Regions from separate parts of the Homo sapiens genome. Here region 1 is linked to region 2. The links are chromatin loops, found by intact Hi-C in ENCODE. Cell type or tissue: endothelial cell of umbilical vein. All regions are shown on one strand. Region 1 overlaps IL31RA (interleukin 31 receptor A). Region 2 overlaps IL31RA (interleukin 31 receptor A).

What was found. Peaks named below come from ENCODE experiments on the same cell type or tissue, not always from the same donor. Only the 100,000 strongest peaks of a DNase experiment are listed, where the experiment ranks them.
Region 1: a loop joins it to region 2, with 4 times the contacts of the local background. A loop is called at or near these places in 1 of 110 quality-filtered maps.

The regions. Positions count from the first base shown.
Region 1 is chr5:55,867,461-55,869,960 of GRCh38, reverse strand. It overlaps IL31RA (interleukin 31 receptor A), which reads right to left. Exons shown (of 15, transcript NM_139017.7): 3 at 1,053-1,170. Among named protein-coding and RNA genes, the nearest start is that of IL31RA, 17 kb to the right of the region's middle. In endothelial cell of umbilical vein, no CTCF peak of the experiment used is centred here; a DNase peak (open chromatin) is centred at 950; H3K27ac peaks cover 1,880 bases.
Region 2 is chr5:55,921,779-55,924,278 of GRCh38, reverse strand. It overlaps IL31RA (interleukin 31 receptor A), which reads right to left. Exons shown (of 15, transcript NM_139017.7): 15 at 1,429-2,500. Among named protein-coding and RNA genes, the nearest start is that of IL31RA, 72 kb to the right of the region's middle. RefSeq lists an enhancer at 847-1,447. In endothelial cell of umbilical vein, no CTCF peak of the experiment used is centred here; a DNase peak (open chromatin) is centred at 1,008; H3K4me3 peaks cover 307 bases; H3K27ac peaks cover 1,383 bases.

The sequences.
Region 1 (2,500 bases), 54 kb after region 2:
CTGAAAACATAAAGTGGACTTCCCTTGCAATGTGAGATTTAGCTTAAAAATAAAGAATTTGGAATCACAGACTGTTTTGAAATGAAAAAGACTAAAGGTCATCTTACAATGCTTCCCAACATGGGCCCCCTTATTCATTATTCACAAGAAGGAAGTAATGAGCTATGTTAAAAATTTTTGTTAAAAAGGACAGGCACGGTGGCTCATGCCTGTAATCCCAGCACTTTTGGGAGCTGAGGTGGGCGGATCACTTGAAGTCCGGAGTTCGAGACCAGCCTGGCCAACATGGTGAAACCCTGTCTCTACTAAAAATACAAAAGTTGGCCAGGTATGGTGGTGTGCACCCATAATTCCAGCTACTTGGGAGGCTGAGGCAGGAGAATCGCTTGAACCTGGGAGATGGAGGTTGTAGTGAGCTGAGATCACACCACTGCACTCCAGCCTGGGGGACAGAGTGAGATTCTGTCTCAAAAAAAAGTTTTTTTTTAACCTGCAAATATTTACTTAAAACATCTAGCTTTTGGCTAGAATAATAATTAAAAATTATAAAATTTTCATTCTACAGAATTGGAATAAAGAGGGATGCTTGAGGTAGTAAAAAAAATTGGGGAATCATTGTCCTGTGGAATAGTGTTTGACAGAGGTCACACAGCAAATTAGTGGCAGACCATGGTCAATTGCCTGTTAGTTCTGGGTTTACAACCTTACTTACTATATCTGGATCCAGAAAGAATGAACAGTTTTATATAACACATTCTGGAAAGAGGCAGGGTATAGTTGAGTGTAGTAAATAAACAGATTTTTCCACTGTGCTTATAACTGGTGACTCATCTCAGCCAATGGGGAATCCAGGAGGAGGTCAACACTGGCTATGCCTCCCCTCCCTCTGCAGCTCCAGATCCCGTCCACAAGCCACTGGCTGCACACAGTAATCACCCAGAAGCTGTCATTGAGGAAACTTTTTGCTTCATATGGGATGTGAATCATGAATGAATCAGAAGCCTCTGCCTCCCCCATGCCCTGACTGATAAAACACAAGCTCCTGTACTTACTAAGTTCTCTTAACTGTGTACTGGGTATAACTGGTTTCCTTTCCTGGACTCCAAGTGCAGGTTAAATTTTTCCTATAGTAGTAGACACAGGAAATGTTCTCAGGCTTAGCTGGCAGAGCTAAATAAATTAAACACACACACACACAAACACAAAAATTTCAGTACACAATAAATATTGCCAGCATTGAACATTTTTAATGGAAAATATGCTGATCAAAAGCTAGATTTTTTTGGTTAGTTGCTAGGTGTAACCTAGCAATCAGGTTCAATGGAAAGAATCTAACTTCATCTCTTTAATTATTCCCTTTCAAGAGCTAGATTTCTACTTTTTAAGAAATCCCTTTTTACATTCTTACTTAAATGTAACATTTGAGCAGCAAGCATTTTTAAAACACCAAGAAATACATACAAAGTATTTGTGATATACTCAGTAAAGCATCAAATGGTAGAATCACTCTGGATAATTCATGGGTAACAGATGATGTGGGCATAAGCAAGAATACAACCATGCCACACTTCAACCATATGTATCAACAATTTTCTTTTCCAGAAGATTGTACAATAGAGAAATTTATGAAATATCTTCAACTGTATCTTCATATCTTAGAAATCTTGCTCCTGAGAGCTCCCCACCCCATAGCATCCACACTTTCATAGGGAAACCAGATACTACCATCTAGAACAGGGACCTAGATCTTTAAGGGGTCCATGGGTAGAATTCAGGGGTCCATGAACTTAAATGGGGAAAATTTACATCTTTAATTTTCACTAACCTACTGTTGAAATTTAGGATTTCCTTCCATCATAAGTGTAATCAACAAACTACAGTAATAGCATCATTGCCTGTGACTTTGTCACCATTATAAATCACAAATATTTTCATATTATATTTTCGTTGCTGCAGGTACCTTAAAATATTTATATGGTTTGGTTGTGCCCCCACCCAAATCTTAACTTGAATTGTATCTCCCAGAATTCCCATGTGTTGTGGGAGGACCCAGGGGGAGGTAATTGAATCATGGAAGCTGGTTTTTCCTGTGCTATTCTCATGATAGTAAATAAGTAAATAACCCACGAGATCTGACGGGTTTATCAGGGGTTTGCGCTTTTACTTCTTTCTCATTTTCTCTTGCTGCAGCCATGTAGGAAGTGCCTTTTGCCTCCCACCATGATTCTGAGGCCTCCCCAGCCATTGGAACTGTAAGTCTAATTAAACCTCTTTTTCTTCCCAGTCTCGCGTATGTCTTTATCAGCAGCGTGAAAATGGACTAATACAAATATGAAATACTATTATCACTATTTCTGAATTAAGGTAATTATTAATATTAGACCTAAATTAAGGCAATTATTAGGTCTTCTTATTTAATGTGTTAATAAAGAAGACCACATATTACCAGATCACAAATTTGTTTCTTTAATATTTTGATGATTTCATTAATATTTTGATG
Region 2 (2,500 bases):
CCCTTGGAGTCTCCACTCCTCTTGATCTCCCCAGTCCCTTGGTCATCTTACTCACCCGAGGTAGAAAAGCACAAGGAAAGTCAAAGGGCTGGGCTCCAACCCCCCACTTCCCGCTTAGAGCCTCAGAGAGCCTCCGCCAAGTCATCTAGCCTCTCTGAGCACAGCCTCCTCATCTGCCACTGGCCAGAGCTACCTACTCACAATGCAGTTGTGAGGCTTACTGGGTACTGCGTGCCACACCTTGAGCACAGCACCTGGTGTTAAATGCCAGTCAATGGTTCTTCATAAGCTTAGTGATGAACAGGGGTCTCTGCGGGTGAATATCACCCTGCCCCAGGGCTTCTCCTAGATCCATGGTGGATGTTTGTCATACACTTGGGTACTTACCAGTCTGTTCTGTGTCCGTATTCCTTGTCCCAAAATTGTTTGGTCTCACTTGCTTTCTACACCCCCTTTTTTTTAAAAAAAATCTGGCAGTCCCCCGAACCAGAATGGGTTGAGTGACTCCCTGCTTTCTACACCTCTAGAAAGTTCTAGCGGTGCAATTTTCTCACTACCAAAAACGGAAACAAGTTCAGCTGCCTGGAGAAGCTGCCAGACGGGCTGTAGACCACGTTCCCTTTAAACCACGGCCTGCGTTGTGACAAGAGTCTGTGGGCAGCCAGAGGGAGAGGAAGATCCAGGGGCTCTTTCTTTCTTTAATGGAAGTGACCCAACTGTGTTTAGAAGCTGAAGGGAAGGAATGGCTAAAGAAAAACAAATTGAAAGTACAGGAGAGGCCGTGGTGGGATGGGCGGGAGACAGAGGAAACAGCAGGCACCTGCCACTCTGAGGTTTCCTGGGAGCCTGAACAGGAACAGGTCAGGGAGCTGTAGCTGCGGCGTAGCCTCAGAGCAGAGAGCTGAGACCCAGCGGCAGCTCCAGGAGCGGGAAGGAGCCTGGAATAGGAAGACAATGAGAGCCCGGGCGTGGGTCTCGGATCCTCCACAGGAAATGCAGGCAGGAGTCATTTCCTGCAGCAAAGAGTGTAATGAGCTGCCGAGTCCTGGTCAACTGGAGCCCTTTCCCACAGCCACCAGGCTTCCCTGATCTCTCACGTATTTACATTGTGGAGCCTCAGTTTAGATAGCTGAGTAGGTAAAACTTTAAGACAGGGTCTTGCTCTGTTGCCCAGGCTGGAGAGCAGAGGCACGATCTTGGCTCACTGCAATCTCTGCCTCGCGGGTTCAAGTGATTCTCCTGCCTCAGACTCCCGTGTAGCTGAGATTACAGGTGCGCACCACCACGCCTGGCTAATTTTTGTATTTTTTGTAGAGACAGGGTTTCAGCATGTTGCCCAGGCTGGTCTCAAACTCCTGACCTCAAGTGATCTGCCCACCTCAGCCTCCCAAGGTGCTGGGATTAAAGGTGTGAGTCACTGCACCTGGCTGAGTGGGTAAAACTTTAATATAGAAGTATAGTATTACATGAAAATAGTATAGAAGTATAGTATTACATGAAAATAGTATAGAAGTATAGTATTACATGAAAATAGTATAGAAGTATAGCATTACATGAAAATGGTATTATGGCTTTTTTGTATGAAAGGCCCAAATACAAAAGCATTTTAAAAGCTGTTCCTATTACCATAACCATGTTTTCACACTCTACTTAATAACAGACTTCTCATGCACATGCATTACAGATTGCATCCGTAGGTGGTCCATGTGTGGAAAAGACCACATACCCAGTCTTCAGAGATGGTTCTCTTGGGGCCACAGATTCAGTCTTCCTAGTTGGAAAACTCTGCATGTCCTTTCTAATTTGCATAGACCACAGGACACCTTTCTCGCATTTTAGTCCACACTTATATTGAAGTTGGGCAGGAAGACAGAATTCTAGTCCTAAAAATGAAATGCATAGTACAAGTATCTCACTTCCCTTGAACAGCCACGAGAGCATTGCTGACAGCAGGTTTTGCCCTCTTGTGGAGTTCTGCCCCTCCCCTGCCCCTTGCTTCTCCCCAGCCCTTTTCATCAGCACACGACAAGCGTCTTGGGCAGCACAGCCCTGCATAGAGCTCTGTGTCAAGGGCTATTGTGGCCTGGGGTCTCTTCCAGCATGGATTGGAGCTGTTTGTGCTTCGGAGCAAACTCTCTCCCCACTGACCCCAGTGTCCAAAGGAAATGAGGACTGCTGTTATCCTTAGTCACACTCCACTCTTCAGGAACCGCCCCCCCCCCCCGCCACAACATAAGAGTGCAAGACACTGACCACACTACACATTTTGATTACAAGTAGGCTTGTCAATAATCAACATTTACGTAGAAACAATTAACAAAATACACCAGTGTGAAATTTCTTTTTCAGATGCCCTACAAAAACAAGTATTTTAAATAGTCAACCAAATGGCAAAGTCCACCCGCTGTGCTAAGGGCCTACTGAGTCCCTCTTATTTCTAGCAACTCAGCTGGTCTGTCAATGTCCCCAGGAGCACGGAGGCAGAGAACATTCTGTAATG